Regions from separate parts of the Homo sapiens genome. Here region 1 is linked to region 2. A link is a loop called in an ENCODE intact Hi-C map of the cell type or tissue named here. Cell type or tissue: B cell. All regions are shown on one strand. Links, peaks and the distances in the headings refer to the core of each region. The heading gives the core; the rest is flanking DNA.

Region 1 (10,174 bases), core at 932-8,931, 50 kb before region 2:
ACTAAAAGTAAGAGGTTTAAATTACATGCAGAAATACTTAAATGAGTTTTGGTCTGATGTTCACAGGATCTGTTTCAGAACTATTGAGTCAAGCTGGTCCTCTTGGTTTCTCCCTGATAAAGTTCTCATGGATATGTTGTAAGGAAGCTCTGGGCCTCCTCTATCCCCCAACACTGACCAGGGAGGAAATCATCCTGAGGGCAGTGAGTTATAGGTCCTGCAACACAGCGAGTTCATTAAATGTGTGAGTGAGTGAATGAGTACACACACAAAAGAGGGGCAGAGGGAAGGCAGAAAGGTGGAAGGAAGGGGTTCTAGAAGAATTCAGATTATCAAGGGCTTGACTGATGGGCATTGGGATGACAGGGATACCTAAGAGGTTAATAAGCAACTGGTTGGAGGCTGTAATCAGTAAACAGTCTCTCTTTCTCAAGTGGGCAGGCTCTAATTAACCTTTTGATATTTCCATTCATGATGTCATTCTTTTGTGGTACAAACCCTCAGAAACTCCTCTCCAGGCCTTCTAGGCCTTCTTCTGCAGTGGAGAGAACCAAAACCACACGTACTCTGTCTCTTATCACTGCTTACCTAATTTGCATGTGCCTTTTCCCATAAGAAGGGGTCTTTGGCCAGGGAAACCAGGAATGGAGTCCACACAGTGCCTTGAACAAGAACTGTGTCTCTTTTTAGTCAGTGTCTGATCAACTTCTTGGCTATCCTCGCTTTTGTGGTTAAAAGAGGGTAAATCATTCCACAGATCTGCCTGGTATCTCACTATGTTTCCTCTTAATATGTATTCAACTCTCTGTTTCTCCCGGTTAACTGTAATCTCTCTCCTACTTTCTACAGATCCTGCCTCTGAATGAGACTGCCCACTATGCAAGTGCCTTACCTGTAGTGCACACTTAGCAACCATTTGTTAAACAGAAGAATGAATAAATGAATGAATGAATGAATGAAAACCCTAATCCTATCATCAGTCATGTCAGCACCTTCATCTTTTTTCTTAGTAAGAGTCAAATCAATCCTCGTGTTTTGCCAACTTTTCACAGAGAAGGCTTAGATTCGAAATCTCTGTAGACATAATAGGTTTTCTGCTTTCTTTCCTTTCTCCATTTCAACATTCAGAAAACTCACACTGGAAGATAACAGGGCCCTTTCTGAGATTCTTCCTGTCTTCCAGAATCTTTTCCAGGGGAACAGAGCTGCACCAGCCTCAGGTGCCCAAAGGGTATCTGTCTTTCTCTCCAAGAGGAAGGCAAAGCAGTTTGTTCATCTCAGCCTCCTCACCCCCCAGAGGCCCGGTTTGGCTCTGCATTCACAGACACGTGCCCTGTCTTCCTCAACACATCATGGACTGGAGCATGGGAGAAAGTCATGCAACATAGTCAACAGGTCTAGCCTCAGCTTCCCAATACCCACACACATAAAGTTAAACGGAAAGCAATGAACAACACTGGTTGGGGGTGTCCTTGGAAACCAACGGCCTCCATGGCTGACCAACAGCCAAGGCTCCACTCAACCTCAGTGGAGGACCTGAACTCTGACCCTTAGCCTATTACCGAGCAGTGGTGTGATCTTAGATAAAAAACTGAACCTCTCTAGGTCTGTTTCTTCTTCCATGAAATGGAAATAAATAAAATTTTGCCACTAAGAGCATACAATTTCTGTGAAAACCAAAATAATGTAAAATCATTGCCAGGTGTGAATGAAGTCACAGGGGAATATAGAAGAAAAATGATTTGCCCAAATTTCCAAAGCTTTTTTTCAGAGTTGCATCCAAACTAACTCCAGGACTCAACTACTCCATTTGGAGGGTCTCAGACTCCCAACCTCCTCCATCTTTCCATATCTGTGGGTGAAAACTCTGCAAAAACTGTAATGTGCTAGATTTGATGTGCTGTTATTATTATATTTATAACATATAAAGACTGTTCTCGACTCTTATCCTATAATATCACGGCTGGCTTATATGCTCTTACCTTTCTTCTTTAAAAATAAAAAGGATAAAATGTTATTCTTTTTTAAAAAAGCAAACTTTTATGCTTGCTTTATCTTTTAGTAGCAGACAAATAAAACAGCAACAAAAGACCTTTTCTCTGTGGTCATGAAATATATTTCCCTTCTCTGTAGCTCTACCTGTGCATAGATACTATGGTTACAAGGAGACCCTTATCTATTGTAGAATAGAAATTACTGCTCACCTTCTTACCCTAGCCTCCCAAATCCTTCATGGACTTTGGCCAAAGTCCACTGAAAGATGGGCAAAGAGCAGAGATAGAATTCTGGGTGAAAGTTGTGCAGGGTGATCCAAAAGGGGGAAAAAAATCTGCCAGAAGCTATTCCTGGGTTTGCACAATTACTAGAATGAGAAAAAATGGAGAGAGGGACAAAACATCTGGGGATGATAAGGCGGAAACAAGCAAACTTGGGAATTAATAAAAAATACTGTTTTCCAGAAAGGAGCATAGCACTTCAAAACAGATGTTTGGGCTTGAAATTTTCCAGAACAGAACAAATGAGAGGGAAGAAGCAAGACTAAGAACTGGAGCACAGTGGGACCTTCATAAAAGAACCACTGGCCCTCAAAGAGTTAACTGCATTTTGAACATGCTCAGGTCCTTCATCTCTCACTTCCAAATTCTATCCCTTCAAAACACACTTCTCTGTCCATACATCTCCAAATGCACACAGAAGTGTACTTAGTAGCTAACTCCTGAAAAAATTCAAAAAAGGCACACCAATGGAAAACGCCAAGCTGAAGGCAAATCTCCTTTGCTTCTGGGTAGGGAGAAGAAGGGAAGAGCTAGGCAGAGCTAATGATGTCCTCTGAGACTGAGGCTGAGTTACAAACACAACTGAGGTCCAAGTTAGAGATTCAATCTTAAGAAAAGTGGCTGCTTTTTTCCTGCTCATTTCTCTTATCTACCCTGGGAATTAGGCGTATGTTGGAGTGTCCCTAGTATCTTCAGGGACACGGAGACAAACGTGTCCCTGAAGATACTAGAAGGAACATTCAGAGTTTCAACATTAACCTACAGCTGAAGGAGACATTGTTCTTGGCCCTCTGTATCTGGTGTAGGAGGGTACACATTACAGGGTGTTAGAAGCTCAGAAAAAGACTAAACAAGTCATAATTCACTTTAAGACAATCACAGCTATAGTAGATCTATATTTCTATTCAATTACGCCTTGCATTATGCAGCTGTTGGAAACGCTGTTGACCTGATCATATTTTCTTATATATTACAAGGCAATTCTTTCATGTTCCAATAAACAGGTGACTCTACAGCACTGCTGTCCAAGAGATATAATGGAAACCACATATGGAATTTAAACTTTTCTAGTAGCCACATTTTTAAAAAGGGAAAAGGGAAAAAGGTGAAATTAATTTAACAATATGTTGTATGTAATATACTATATCCAAAAATATTATCATTTCAAAATATAATCAACATAAAAATATTCTTGACATATTTCATTTTATTTTTGCATTAAGCCTTCAACATTTGGTATGAATTGTTCACGTGCAGCACATTTCAATTTGGATTAGCCACATTTCAAGTGCTCAATAGCTGATGTGACCAATGGCTGCCATACTGGACAGCAGTCACTGGTTTGACATAGTGATTCTCCTTCTACCCTTTATTTTTGGCAAATTATATCTTAACCTTCTTGAAAGAACTGCCGACAATGTTTCATCAAACATATCATAAAACATAATACATATCCTCAGTTGAAGCAAAAACAACTTTTACACCACAATTAAAATTTGGTGGAATTCCTGTGAAACTATCAAAAATATCAGCATGTCCTGACTTACCTGGTGAGAATAACTAGTAAGTGAGAGAAAGTGGGGCTGAGAAGGGAAAATATGTTTCTACAAAAAGATCCAACTGATAATTATCGGAATGTCTCTTCCATAATAAATTGTCAAATCAAAGCACTTTGGAATATCTAGTCCAAACTTCTTAAGTAATAGAGATAAAGAGCCAGGTAAGTTAGTGTTTGATTCAGGGTTACCCAGAAACTAGTGCCAAGGTTTGTCTTAATGATATATATAATTATATCATTAATTATTTAATATTTAGATATATTTATGTTAATTATATAATTATGCATCTAATATATATTATTATATAATTATATACACAATAGAATATATTATATTATGTTTGAAATACAAATATATGTTATATAAATTTTAGCCTAATTTATGTAGTATAAAAACCAGCTATAGCTTTAAATAACCTTCATTTAAAATCATCTTATATTTTCATTTAAAATCATCTTATATCATTTTTGTGATATTGTAATGTTATTGTTTAGTACATTTGCTGTGTAAATACTATTAACTTTAAAGTTTAGAAATGCCCACATGTTGAAAAAACAACCAAATTAATCTAAATTAACTATGGAGACAGGTTGAAGGAAAGAACTTTTGCCTTCTGTCAAAATAACTCACATTTTTGAAGGACAGCCAAGACACTTAAAGAACATGCATTTGCATTCAGCATTTATTGTAACAAACAACAACAGGAAACATAATTTAGAGACACTTCCCTTTATTAATTTGCTTTTCTGAAGTCAGTTGTAAGTATGATGATTCCCACCCACCCTTTGTTTCTTTCCCCTAGGATGGTGCCTAACCACAATGAGGCCATAATTGGAGAACATAGGAGGATTGATTTGAAAATGTCACAAATGTTAATCAACTCCCATTGACATAAAAGACTCGTTAATTCACTCTGCAGGCAATCAGGTTCACCATGTCTAGGGCATAGTGTAAGGAATGAAACTAAATGGCTGAAAAGGCGAATAAAAGACATTTTTGAATATTTTAATTTTAAAGTGGAATAGCAAAAGATGTAAATCTCAGAGTTAAGAGTTGCCAAAATACACTAGGCTTTTATGTATACTGCATTTCAACTAAGTGGCTCTGAAAAAAATTCTTTGACCACAGAAGAGTTTTCATTGTCTAGTAATCTCAATTCCCTGCTAAATCTTCAGCTATGATTTAATCTATGCAAGTTATAATGAATTTGTTTTAGTGATCCAAAAAAGGGAAATAAAACTGCATTTTCCTTCAATCACTCAGCCCATTTTAAAAGATTATTTTTATAAATGATGTTAAATTGACTTGATTTTCACAGTTGCTTTCAATTAAATCAAAATGACTCTTTCTGGAATGTGCAAAAAATAGAAACGTATAAAAGCAAATCATTTGAAAAGTGGATAATGTGCTACCCACAACTTCATTAGAAATATTTTTTATTGAGTAATATTTATTAGAATAGCATATCCTTAACCTTGATCATACATTATCTATAAGTCAAATTTGTGTTGAGAAATTTTTTTTTGCCATGGATTATTTCCATGTATTTCATTTGTCAACTGAGAAAAATTTGAGTGCCTCTATGAGATACCATGTAGATTACCTCTCTATAAAATTTATACCTGGCTAAGGAAGTCATTACTGAATTATGGAAACTCCTTGTCAGAAACTGCTTCTTAAAATATAAAAAGAAAGACAAAATGGAATTTAAAAAGAAAAAAGATAATTAAAAAATCTTTACATGGTCTGGAATCATTTGCTAGAATGTGCTTTTATTCTCGGTATCCTAGACAGTCAATTACCACTTATTGGAGAGCTATAGTTAACAGTTAACGACCATATGCCTTGAATGAGTGGGCTTGAGGAAGAAAGCACAGAAAGGGGGCCACATTTCACATCTGGACAGTTCAGAGCCTGGCTTAGCTGACAGAAGGGAAATACAATAGAAGGTGGGCCTTAAGTGGAAGTTAGAGACTCACAGAAAGAGGAACTTGGAGCCAGAGGGAGGGTAGAAATTCAAGCCCCAGGGATCTTGCATGAATCTCGAGAAGTCTGGGGTTAGAGGGGCTCTAGCTGAATTTTGGAAAGCAGGGGTCTAATGAAAACCCAATTAGATCTCTTGAAGGTGACTGATTCCCAAGTCTGTGTGTGGGTATGGCTGAAAAGGGGAAGGCCTCTCAGTTTCGCTACAAGAAAAGTCTCTCTTGGCTTTACATTCGTAAAACAATATGGCAGCTCTAGTTTTATCCAAGCAGGGCCCACCTATAATGAGTACCTATTAAGCATTTCTTGAATGCAATTGGGAGCCCAAATGAGCAAACCTAAGGGAGGTTGTCACAATTCTAGAGATGGTAATATTTCTAGAGCCACACAAGAACTGTTAAACAGTAACAAGCAAGAATGTGCCAGTAAAAATCAGTAAAACAATGAACCTCACCCAAACCAGTCAAATCTGCTTATTGACTTGACTTGCTTTTCTTAACCAATTTGTCTTGGGAAGTAACTTTTTCTTTTTCCTCCGATCAACCTAATCAGCAGGTATCCATTCACATTCTAATACATTGTATATTTAAAAGAAAGCTAAATCTGAATTGAATCAATAACACATTAACTACTGAAGAAGTCTGATTCTTTTCTCAAGATCTCTAGGAATAATTTTCAAATAAACCAACCACAAAAACCACCACTGCTTTGGTAGTAATTGGCTTCTAAGGATGATATTTTTACTTGACTAGATACCACTAATGAACAATTACAGTAGGCTGGTCTTAATGACAGCCTTGACTTGCGGTTGCATTATTGAATGGTCCCAATGGCTGATGACTTTCTTTTGTAACCAGAAGTACCCAATTTCGCAGTCCTGTGACTTTTTAACCGATAATCCACCTTGGAAGAAGGAAGCCATCCTCATCATTGAGAGTTGAAAAAAAAAATATTTTTCTTGTTGCTATTTCAAGATTACATTGAAAGACAACTCAGTAATTTGCCACCGAATGACATAACATATTCAATATGCACAATTTTATGGCTAGCTCTAACTTTTGAGGCAGGCTATCATTCAATGAATCTAAAGACAGCTGGTTGTTAAAGAATATGGGGAAGGATTTTATCCTCAACTCTCTATGGACAAAAATGAAATAATCAAGAATAAGGAAAAGATTCTATCTTTGTGATTGCAAAGGAAGAAATGCTAGCTACCAACCTGTCTGTGGCATACAAATTATAGAGGGTTTGGGGGTGGTTCCTCAAATTAACAGATCTATTTAACAGCTCTAATTTACTTCATAATCTTCTGGGGTAGGTGATCACGTAAAATCCAGCCAGGCTTTTGAGAAACATTATCTGTAACAACCAAAGCTCACCCAGGACACTGGGTGCCAGTCACTGACAGACAATTAATATACAGTAGGAACATAAACAAAGTAAGGCAAACAAGAGCATCAAGGATCTTGTTTTTAATACAAAACCAAATTAGTTTATCTTAATGAGCAATTTATCTCTCTCTCTCTCTGAGCAATTTATCTCTCTCTCTCTCTCTCTCTCTCCCCCTCTCTCTCTCAAATGGAAGTTCATAGTAGAGTTCACAGAGGCCTTTGGGGTCAAACAGATCTGGGTTTGAATCCCAAATCTATCATTTTCTGATGATATGTACCTGGGAAAGTTATTTAAATTTATTGAGCCTTAGTTTTTTCATTTAGAAAAAGTAATAATCATTTAGAAAAGGTAATTATCATCAGGATAATACTAATGGTATTTACTTCTCAAGGTTGTAAGGATTCACTGAGATTAAATGTGAAAGTCTGCTACAAAGAGGATACCCAGCAAGTGCCTTTTCTTCCTCCTTTAAAGACAAGTTAGAATTAACAGAACATTCCTCCTTAATTAGGAAGTCACCATTGAATACTTCCTCTACAAATCACCTAGAGGCAAGGGGAATATCATCTGCATAAGAAGACAAGAAAAACGTATTCATTTAATACATATTTACCTAAAATGTATGCAAAGCCTACATAGCTGCCCTGTCACTGGCAGTCTCTTTTGTCATCTTCATCAACCTTGGGGCCTAATTCAGCAAAATCTTAGCCCCAGATAGCAAACCATCCCACAAGGACTTAGCAAGCAATGTAGATTTTATTTTAAAATTTGTGAGCAGATGACACAAAATTTTGTGGAGAGGGAAGAGGGTTTTAACTGCAAACTACATGCAAAAAAAAAAAAAAAAAAAAACCTCGATAAAATCCTCTTTGAACCCTTTTATTTACTCCCATAGCCTTTTTTAGATTCTAGCTACTGGCTGTCCCCTTCCCCAACAGAACCCATTCTCAGAATCTCCGCTATTGTTCCAAACAATTCAGCTTTGACCCCAAAGTGGTGCACACTCCAAAATAAAGCAAAAAGCTAAGATAGTTTACCAGGCCAAAACTCTCTGGAAGTCCCTTAAGCAACAATCTGTGGTTATCTCAACATGCCACTGGAAGTGAGGCTGTCACTCCAAATGTAAATGATGATCTAATTATTTACATAACAAAAGCAAACATTTCTAGCTTGGGGGTTGGGGGGGAGAAATTCTCCATTAAGAAAAAAAATTAGACTTTCTCTGTATCTTTACTTTTACCATACACAAGGCACCATAGCAAGCACCGTGGAAGATATGAGCTTGTACAAGAAATAGAATGTGGGAGATGTATTAATGATCTATTTATGATGTTCCCTATGATAGGAAAGCAGAAAGTTCCGGTATATAGGGAATTCCTTACAGAATATTATTATGGGTAAGGGCCTTTGGAAAGAGATTAAAATATCAAAGTAAATATGTTTTGGGTTGGAATGTAGTGATTTGACATTAGTGAATCAAATATTCACTAATCTTTGAACCAGTCTTGGCACTGGTTGATGAGAAGAGAGCTGGCCATAAAAATGTTACAAATTACTAGTATTTGCCTCCCTGACAATGTTAAGCAGTTGATCTGAAAATCTGGGTCCAACCCAATAGACCAGAGAGGTACAGCCTATCTTCTAATAATCAAGAGGAGAGAGTACTAGAAAAGACTGAAGTAGCACTTGCCTCATGATTTCAGGAATCATATTATGAAATTCTTCCAACTCTGAGTCGAGGCCTTCTAATCGGTGGCCAATTGGAAACCACTGGGAGCTAATAAAGAGGGAAGTGAAGTGATGCAATCAGATTTTTTGTGAAGATTACTTTGACATCTCTCCACAGAATAGCTTAGAAGTAGGAGAGAAGGAAAGCAGGACAGCCACATGTGAGGGTCTAGATTGAGTGGTGTAGGAGAAAGAATGGGTGCACAAGTGTTGAGAACTGCTTCGAACAGGGTTTCAAAAAACTGCTGACTGATCAGATATAAAAGGAGTGAAAAAGAGAAGAGTCAAATATGACTGATTTGATCTCAAGTTATTGAGATCATAGTAATACCATTAACGGAAATGGGGAATTTGAGAGGCCAATCTAAGATTGGGGTTAGGCAAAATTAGTCAAGAAAGATTTAATGCACCCCAATCACTGGACAAGTTGCCAGGGATTCAGCAACAAGAAAACTCAATATGATTGCTATCCTCGTGGAGCTCACAGATGGGGGGAAAACCAATGTCATGTAGATAACTACAGATAGTTAACATTAACAACAGGTGAAATAAATTTTGTACAGTTGCCAAAAAATGGAACTTGTGTTACAGCTTCGGATTTAGAAATGTCTAAGCTACCTTTTATTTTTAAATAACTACAGAGAGGAGAAAAAGGTACAGGCAGCTTTCAAACCTCAGAAACCATTTTATATTCATAGCAGCATTATTCACGAAAGCCAAAAAGTGGAAGCAACACAACGACATCAACTGATGAATGGATAAATAAAATGTGGTACAGTGAAACATTATTGTATCATAAAAAACGAATGAAGAGGCCAGGTGCGGTGGCTCAGGCCTGTAATTCCAGCACTTTGGGAGGTCGAAGTGAGTGGATCACCTGAGGTCAGGAGTTCAAGACCAGGCTGGCCAACATAATGAAACCCCTTCTCTACTAAAAATACAAAAAATTAGCTGGGCGTGGTGGTGTGCGCCTATAATCCCAGCTACTCAGGTGGCTGAGGCAGAAGAATTGCTTGAACCCGGGAGGTGGAGGTTGCAGTGAGCTGAGATTGTGCCATTGCACTTCAGCCTGGGCAACAGGAGAAAAACTTCATCTCAAAAAAAAAAACAAAAAAAGAATGAAGTACCAATTTATGATATAACATGCATGAATCTTGAGAACATCATGTTATGTGAAAGAGATCAGTTATAGAGCAGCACATATCGTATGATTCCATTTATATGAAATGCCCAGAG
Region 2 (9,915 bases), core at 1,916-9,915:
AGAAATGTATTTTCATGGGACATATCCATCCCAAGCTGGCAGAGATAGATCCCTTGTAGCTGTCAGCAAATCTTTCCCATTAGCAAGGCATTCAATATTTGAAATAGGTGTAAATCTCAGTCTATAAATTCATGTGTTCAAGAAACATAAAATTTTTAGATTTCCTTACATCAAATTAAATTTGGATTCTGAGTAACCAGCCCACCAAGCTGGCAGGAAATTTAATCCAGCCATGCTTGGGCTGCTCTCACACCCCCACACACCAGGATTCTGCAAAAGTCTGGGTCTTACAGAGTACAGGGTCTTATGCAATGTTGAGGGAAGACTACTCTAGTATTTTGTCATCTGTCTACACTGGTTAGTGCTGAAGTAGCAATTGTCGCAGTCTACATGGCCCACTTAGATCTCATCTCTGCTATTTCAGGCCACATGTGGGATGCCAGGGATCTCTAGGAGGTGAGAAAACCCACCCTTAGGGTCTAGCCTCCCTTGGAGTACACACAGCCTCCTCCCTTCTGAGGGGTACACTTATGGAGCGGTTCCTGGCTCCCACAGCTCACAGGAGCAACAGGGCAGTCTCTTCTTCTCCAGCCTAAAGAAGCTTTCTCTAGGCTTTCTCCTTTATTGCCTTAAGCAAGGAAGAACAAGTCTGAGTACCTATTTGATATGAAGAGAAAGTGTAAAACATAAGGAGAGCAAACACAGTTGAGTTCACCACAGTCAGCCTCCTCTGTGTGTGTGTGTGTGGGAGGGGAGGTAGTGGCTGAAACATCTAATTGGTTATCAGGTGAGAATCTCATGTAACTCCCCCTGTATACATGGTTGGGTGGTGGAGGTCCAGCCCTATACAAAGTACTCCGATGCATGCCAGAGTTTGAGAATCACTGAGTTAAACCAAAGGAAGGAACAACAACCAAAAAAGACTATTTGCAAATGTCTAAAATCACTAGTAGTAAAAAAAAAGGATGGGGAGAGAATTCCAAAGTATTCCTGTTTGCCCGCAGAATTTACAACATTCTGATTTAATATAAAGCCTCTATATTTTTAATATAAGTTGATAGGTTTGCTTATTGTCGAAGGGATTAAAGGAGAGAATGCAGATATTTTAGGCAGGGATTAAATTCTAATTTAATTTTTTTGTAAGATTTTTTTCCCTTTTGTGTTCTTTAGCTTCACTATGTATGAATTTATTATTTTCTCTTTAATCCTATTTGCTACTTGTGGAGCACATTGAAGTCCGCGATTGTCATTCTTCAATTCTGGAAAATTCTACAGCAAGCTGTGAATTTAATCAGGACTGATGTGACTTTACTAAGTTGTCCTTATTGAGCAGCTACATCCAAGGCCTTGTATTTATTGGAATGGGAGGGGGATGGGATGGATACACTGTGTGCCAAAGGGGAAAAGCTCCGTGCGGAACACGGTCAGGAAAGCCCAGGCAGGGCGTCCACCCAAGCCCCCATCTGAAGAGCAGGGATGGAGTTTCCCCATCTGTGTCATAACTATGCTCAGAGGCCTTTCCCTGTTCAGACAAGATTTTACTCAGGAGCTCAACCTGTGAAACAGCTGCTCTGGTTGAAGCTCTCCTCCTCCCCCTCCGACTGGGGGCAGTCCTGGAAAAATCACAGGAGACTCAGCCAGCTTTACCAGCTCCTCCAGCGCTAGGCTCTTGGCCCACGTGTGATAGAACGCCCTGCGAAAGCTGATTAAACTGCCCTTTAAAGAATCCCATCTCCCACAGTGGAGATGTGTACTTGTCTTTAAGGCCTGCTCGCTCATATTTCTGGGAGGATCAGCCCTAGAAGATTCTGTTAGTTATGGAAATATGATTGTGCGTTTGAGAGGAAGCTTGGGTCTCTCTCTGGGGTGGAGGAGTTGAGTCTGAATGTAGAGGCACAGGGAAGTCTTTGTAGGACGGAGAAGATCTGCAGACAACAGCATGAATTGTTTGAATTTTTAACATGAAATTGAAGATCTTTCTGTGGGGGCGTGACCCTCCTTCTCTCACAGGTTCCAACACTCCCGATTGCTTCACACCTGGACAGATTCACATATATATGGGGCTTGTCTGGCTCCTATGGGCATCTGAGTTTGTGGACCCCTGGCCTATATGTAAAGCCAATGCTGCCCCAGAATTTAGCCAAACCAATGAAGTGAAGAATCCTCCCCATACATTTCCACATTGTCGTTTCAACTCTTGTCTTCTGATATGTACTCCTGTCTCCCAACACCACATCAGAATTAACCTCTATTGTTCCCATTAGCCTGATTTGTATCTCTCTTAGGGCTTAGAGCAATCTGTCTCATATTACCATTTTCTATACAGTAGTCCCCACTTATCTGAGGTTTTGCTTTTCTAGGTTTCAGTTACCCATGGTCAACCATGGCCCAAAAATAGATGAATACAGTACAATAAGGTATTTTAAGAGAGAGAGAGAGACCACGCTGACATAACTTTTATTACACTATATTGTTGTAATTGTTCTATTTTATTATTAGCCATTGTTGTTCATCTCTTCCTGTGCCTAATTTATAAACTAAACTTTATCACAGGTATGTATTTATAAGAAAAAACATGTAAGAGTTCAGTACTATCCACAGCTTCAGGCATCCACTGCGGGTCTTGAATGCATCCCTGGCACATAAAAGAGGGACTGAAGAATTACTCATTAATATATATCTCTGCAGGGACTTGGACAAGTACTCAATAATTATTTTTTGACTTATTGTCAGTTCGGATCAGGTCTGACTGCCACAATGTACAGAAGAACTGTAACCATCGTTACAGCCTCCATGCCATCACCACTTACCTCCCAGTGATATGGCCCCTCTCAAGAGCTGTTTGGAGGTAGAGAAGAGAATAAGACCAGTGGCAAGTCACTCAAATCTGGTACTATTCAGTTAAAAGGAACATCATATATAGGGGGAAAAGCTACAGAATATAATGGACCCTCATTTTAAAGGAAGAAACAGACTTTCCTCCTTGCTAATGATGACTTGGGAGAAGGAGAATGTGAAAATGTGTGTTTTCATACAGAAACCAATGGCCTGCTGCGCCCCTTCCAGTCTCTCTCATATGGACCCAGATGGGCTGCTGGTTATTGTAACCAGGCCCAACCCACCCACCCAGGTGGTGGCTTTACCTCCAATTCCAGGTCATTTTGGCACACCAGGCGAGCTTCGCCAGCACCTTTCCAGCTCTGAAAGGAAAAGAAGGGTACTGCCATCATGAATGGAGCTAGTGTGTAGACTGAATAAGTCACAGCAAGACTACAAGCAGTGCCATGTTCCATTCATTTAAGTAAAGAGAGCTGACATATTTTCCCAGGCTAGAAACAGAAATTGCATTAATGTGCTAATTGCAATCAGGACTATATCACTTTGCCTTTTTATTGCATTCAGAGTTTTGTTACCCTATATTAAAAATCATACACCACTCTTCATTTCCCTAAATATTTTAATTGGTATATTTTAGTCTGGATGTGTGTACATTCTCTGTTCCCTCCCATCTGGGTGTAATTTTCCATCGTCTCCCCCTGATGATCTGCATTTTCTCCTTCAAGTCCCTCCTGTAAACCCACTTCTGTGGATCTTGCTTTCACATTATGCCATTAAAAGATCCAGCTGGAAGGAAGTGCCTCTGAATGGAGTCCAAGAGAAGAAACAAAGAAGATGGAAACCAGATGCCATTGAAGTCATCCCCATGTGAGTCATGGTTTTCTCCTGGAAAGTGTCTATCTCAATGCTGTGCATCTTTTCAATTTGAAGCCCACTAGGCAGAAGCTCTCCCTCCATCTATGTGTGTTTTAGCCATCCTCAGTAGAACCATATATTTTGAATACTATTGGCATACAGTAAATGTATACATAGTACTAACAGTAACAAATAAATATTTACTAGTTAGGTTTTAGATCCAACATAAGATAGTCATTTCTTTCATGGGTCATTTACCCACTCTTATTCCAGGCCCATTCTTCACCAGCTACTCTCAGGATTTGAAGTGAATGCTCTAGTTTGATAAGGGTGTAGGGTTTAGGATTGTTCAGTATTAAAAACAAATAACAACAAAAAACCAAAATATAGATAAAGCCAATGCTGACCTCCAGAGGTTAGAATCAACATATCTTTTCTTGTTTTTAAGTACAACTTAAACAGATTTCTGTGTAACAGATCGTATCATCTCTGAAGTTTGTTCATTCAGGTAGGAAAAAAGACCAAAAACTCAGCTAATATTATTAAAAAATAATAATAAAGTGAGAGGAAGATCCCTGTTTTCCCCAAGTGGTTTTAAGAAACAGCTTTCAAAACTCTTCTAGAAGGGTATTCAATTAAGCCAGTAGCAAAAATGTAACTGGCAAAATCTAATGTTGTTTTAAAAAAAACACATGTGCATGCACCCACATACACACACATTTATATACCCACACAATATTATATATATATGTGTGTGTGTGTGTGTGTGTGTGTGTGTGTTCAAGATGGTGGACTGGATGCTTGCATTTATCTACACTCCTTTTCAAAATTCTGCTGAAGAGTCAGTTAAGGAAATAAATTCATAACCATGCTGAAGACAAAAAAGGAAACCATCAGCAGACATTTTGATACTTTTCTGGAAGAAGGAAAGACAGTGAATAGTATGGATAGATGAAACAGAGCAGAGAAAGCAGCACCCCAGATATACTCAGGAGGAGGCTGCAGAAAGGGTGGAATGTTCTTTCCAAAGAAGCCTTGGGGAATCTTCACGTTGGACATGAACAGATTCAGAACTCAGGAATGGAAAGAGGAGCAAAAACCAAGTGATTAACAGAAGGTTGACCAGAGAATGGTTGCACCGTTTGACTTTTGTCATCTCTCTCCTCTTTTCCCATGCATACAGATGGAGCAGCAAGAGGGGATTCAGAAACCTTCGTCCCCTCCCCAAGATCTGATCTATTAAGAAAATAAGATGTCTCCCTGGGAGAGCTAAGGCTTGTTGTATGGTATTTGGCATTCCACAGTGAAGCCCTCTGTTTTTGGTGTTTTGAGGTGAAAAGAAAGTCATTTGCATGATTCTCTGTACTTGCATCCTAAAGGGAAGCTTGTGGTTGACACATCCCACCCATGTACACAGCCAGCCACCAACCTCAGATATGCTTACTGAGGAGACACACCTACTCAGTGGCAGGGAGCTGCACCTGACACCTAGCCACCGTTGTTAATTACCTAGCCCTTCATTCATAAATATAAACAAATAGCATGAATGATTGAGTTGACAGAGTGGAAATGGGGCATGAAAGAGAACTGTTATACATGTGGTGTCAAAGGATACTATCTAACACCAAAGACTCAAGAAATAAAACTGTAAGTCTATTGTTTAAAGTTATAATTGTCACTGTGGTTTGCCATCTCACATCCATTTCCCCTATATGTAGCTAGCAGAACCCTAACCTTCATTTGAAGTAAGCCTTCCTTCTCCACTCTTAGCTCACATGCTTTGGCAAATGTGAATGTAATTCTACACCCATGATGGAATATGGGACCTAGGTCTAGGCCAAAGTGTACAACCTATGCCCTTGGCCACATCACTTGTTTTGAAATGAGCAAGCCAACCCCATCTGCTTAAGTGGTATAGAAAATTATTGTGCAGAAATATTCTCTGCCTCCTTCTCACTTTCATGGGAGGAGAGTACGTCTCCATTCGGTTGATTTGGGGTACAGTCATGTGACTTTCTTTGGCTAATGAGATGTTAGCAGACATGACACAGCATAGGGTACACATGTTTGTGCAGCTGGTCTTGCACTCTTGTGCCTCTGTCATCACCATGAGAATATGCTTGGGATGGGTCACCGGTCTCAGGAAAGAAGATAAGAGACATATGGAACAGGGCTGAGCTACACTAGCCCAGAAGCGTAAGAAAGATCAGCAGAGCTGTCCATACAAGCCCAGCCTAAATTAGCTGACCCCCAGCTGAGCTCAGAAGTGTGAGCAGCTCCTACTAAGATCAGCAGAACCCCCAACAAGCCCAATCTAGATCATCTGACCTCAGCCAACCCACACATACACATGTTAAGTAAATGCTTATTGTTGTAATCACTGAGTTTGTGTGTGTGTGTGTGCATGTGTGCGCACGTGTGTGTGTTTTAACTGAGCATCATTGTGGTCACAGCTAAATAGCATTACAAGAAAGACAGATGCTTACTTTCCTGCTAGTCTAGAATCTAAGAGGATATGAAACCAGAGCTACAGCTGTGGTCACCACATAGAACTTGAAGATGAAGTGTGCAGACTGAGGACAGCTGAGCTGAAATCGAGTCCCGCTCACATTGAGCTCTCAATTTAGCCTGGTCTAATGCCAGTTCTGCCTCTGATCTTGTTTATATGAGCCAGTAAATTCCTTTTGTATTGCTGAAATCAGATGGATTTGGCTTTTTCTATCCAACTTGCAATCAGAAGAATCTTAACTAATACCAAAGTATACAGGTAACCAATGATAGAAATAAATTCATAAAAATGAGAAGAGAGGGGTGGGGGAGTGGCGTACACAAAATAATTTCTCATCTTACACGGCATGGACAACATAATGTTCAATTCAGTAAATCAAGAAATATAAATATAGGCATGTTTTATGGAGATGATCATGGGAAAGGACTGAAATAAGAAATAAAGTTGGTTTTACTGGGACAGAGAATATGACCAAGGGATGAGGTGTTCATTTTTTTTTTTATCTTATGGAGATCTGTGGTGTCCCATGGGTGGCCACTAGCAGCAGTTGGTCATTTAAATTTAAATTAATTAAAATTTAAAATGCAGCCTCTTGTTCACAGTAGCAGCATTTGTAGTGCTCAACAGCTAGCTACATGTGGCTAGTGGCTACTGTACTAGATTGAACAGATATTGAATCTGTCCATCACCATCACCGCAGCAAGTTTAGTTGGACAACGCTGTAGTGGAGTGTCAGGAGTCACTGTGTAAAGTCAATGAATCAAACAACAGAAGTTTAAATACATCATTCAAAATTGCCCCATCACGATTTCATGGTACAGGCCCTGGAGGAAAAACAGCTTAGTTTCCTTTCAAATCCCAGCTCTGATACTTACAAGTTACTGAACCTTGGGTAAGTCACATTGATCTTTCTGTACTTCAATTCACTTATCAGTAAAATGGCAGAATACATGCAGACCTTTCTCACAAGGTTGCTGTGAGAATTAAATAACCAAATATATGTAAGTTCTTATATTTTGTGCCCAGCATGTGGTAAACATTCAATATTTACTTTTTATTTTCTATCCTTCTCTAAGTTAATTTTATTTTACCATATGCACATAGTTTAAATAAACTATGTATATATGAGATTTATAAATCAGTATTTAAATATAAATATAATATTTAATTTTTATCTCTCATATACAGTATATGTACATATACATATATCTCAGCTCCAGTTCATGGGATTATAGATGCTTTCATTTTCTTCTTTGTACATTTCTATAGTTTCCAAATTTCTGTATTGAACATGTATTATCTTTATCACCAGAAAAAAAAGTTTTTACTTTTAAAGATACCAACATATTTTGAGATGAACAGTGTTCTACATCTGGATCATTTGCTTTTGCTGATTTAGTCCACAGGGGCCCATTACATAATCTGTTGTTAGCCAACTGGGGCTTCATGACCTCTTTCCTGGGCTATTACAAAATCCTCCTGGCTGGTCCCCTTCCCTGTCCAGCTCTCTCCCAGCCTCCCTGTGCTGTCTCCACAGTGCTGCCAGAGTGATCCTTCCACAGCACAACATTTATAACACTCCCCTGCTTAAAACCTGTCAGCGTTTTTCTGTCCTTTACAAGTTAACTGCCCAGTCCAAGGCATGCCCCACCAAAGCCTTCTTATTCTAACCTTGCCTGCCTTTCCAGTCTTTTAACCCCCCACCAAATGTATCCAAGTCTCCACCCACAAACCACAAGGAGGAACATTCTTCTACCCCTTCTCCATTTCCAGTTGGAAGTCCCATTTATCCCACAAGATGTGCCTAACTTTGCACTAATCTCCAAAAGCAGAGCTCAGAGCTCCCACTCCAATCAGCACCACTGTCTCAGAGCCTGTTCTACTGAACAGCAATTATTTGTTTACATTCCAGACTCACCCTCAAGTATGCGCTCCTTGAGGGTGTGGCATCTTTGCCTTCCTGTGTCCAGCCCAGAAATTGACACCAAATAGTGCTTAATAAATGGTTGTTGCACGGATTCAGGAAGAAATTGTTTTAATTAAGATAGTAAATGTTCACTGCAGAAAATTAGAAAGTCTAGATAAATCAGAAGCAAAGAAAAAAAAACATGAAGCACATGTAATACCACCTCTCAGTAACATCAACACCTTGGTATATGTCCACAAGCTAGATTAGAGGTTCTCAAGCTTTCTTGGTTCATGGCACTCTCAGTGTTTCCGTAAATTTGTCTAGCATTTTAGACCAAAATAAATTATGTTTATTATGTAGTTTAGTCCAAACACCTTAATGGTAGTATGTAGTTCCCAGTGTCCAAAGGTGTCACTGTGTTTCCCTAGAAATTTTAGAATATATTGGGATGGGTGTTGCTGTGAATTCACCATAGTGCCCCAGGATTCCTTGGCACACAGTTTGGGAATTACTGGTCTAGACCTTCTAAAAGGATCTTTTAAAATACAATACATTGTCATATTGTACAGACTTTTGTTAACCAATGATTTGTATTTAATAAGAAGTAATACATGACTTTCCTGCTTGGTAACTGCTTATCTACCAATAGCTAATATTTGATAAGTACCTGGTAAGTTCCCTATGAGGAAGGTGTAATGCTACATCATTATCTTCATGAAGAAGCTGAGACACTGAGTTGTACATGAACAGCAAGGTATACGTTTAAAAAGGAAAAAATGAAAAAAGAAACTGAGGCACTGGCAATTTAAGAAACTTTACCAATATCTAACAGGTAGTAAGTTCACAATCAGGCTGCAAACCCAAGAAATCAAGTTTTAGAATCCGTACTCTTTTAACCTTCACAGCATCATTTAAATGGGGTGTGAGGCTACAATGGTGTTCTATGGTAAAGATGTATTACAACTTACTTAAATCATATCCCAAATATTAGACATTTAAATTGTTTCCAAGTTTTCACTATTTTCAACAATCTTGAAATGAACATCTTTATGGCTACATACTTTCATATTTATTTCCTTGGAGAAAAAAATCTATAGAAGTAGAATTTCTTTGTCAAAGAGTACAGTTTCTCAAAGAACTAAAAATAGAACTACCATTTGATCCAGCAATCCCACTGCTGGGTATCTACCCAAAGGAAAAGAAATCAACATATTAAAAAAAGTACCTACACCCACATATTTATTGAAGCACTATTCACAATAGCAAAGATACGGAATTAATCTAAGTGTCCATCCATCAACAGATGATTGGATAAGGAAAATGTGGTACATATATACAATGGAATACTATGCAGCAATTAAAAAGAATGACATCACTCTTTTGCAGCTTGAATGGAACTGGAGGCCATTATTTTAAGTGAAACAACTCAGAAACAGAAAGACAAATACAGCCTGTTCTGTCTTATAAGTGGGAACTAAATAATGTGTCCACGTGGACATTGAGTGGGGAATGATAGGCACTGGCGACTCATAAGGGTGAGAGAGTGAAAGGGATGTGGATGGTAAGAAATTACTTAATGGGCACAATGTGCGTTATTTGGTGATGGATACCCTAAAAGCCCTGACTTTACCACTACAAAATCTATGGATGTAATAAAATTAAATTTGTACCTCATCAATTTATTTAAAAAATTTTTTAAAGATGTACAAACTCCAAGTTTTTTAGTACTTGTATTCCAGCTATTCTACCAAATAGGCTGGATAAATTTCTATTTCATTATTTGTTTTTTCTAATTCAGTGTTTC

Evidence for each region. Peaks named below come from ENCODE experiments on the same cell type or tissue, not always from the same donor. Only the 100,000 strongest peaks of a DNase experiment are listed, where the experiment ranks them.
Region 1: it touches region 2 in a loop (2.7-fold over the local background); 3 of 110 quality-filtered maps call a loop at or near these places.

The regions. Positions count from the first base shown.
Region 1 is chr10:62,502,207-62,512,380 of GRCh38, reverse strand. No RefSeq gene overlaps it. Among named protein-coding and RNA genes, the nearest start is that of ZNF365, 130 kb to the right of the region's middle. RefSeq lists a cis regulatory region at 5,208 and an enhancer at 5,124-5,293. In B cell, for the core only: no CTCF peak of the experiment used is centred there; a DNase peak (open chromatin) is centred at 5,800.
Region 2 is chr10:62,453,026-62,462,940 of GRCh38, reverse strand. It overlaps a transcript of ZNF365 not described here. Among named protein-coding and RNA genes, the nearest start is that of ZNF365, 84 kb to the right of the region's middle. RefSeq lists an enhancer at 5,415-5,464. In B cell, for the core only: no CTCF peak of the experiment used is centred there; DNase peaks (open chromatin) are centred at 5,170 and 6,220; H3K4me3 peaks cover 638 bases.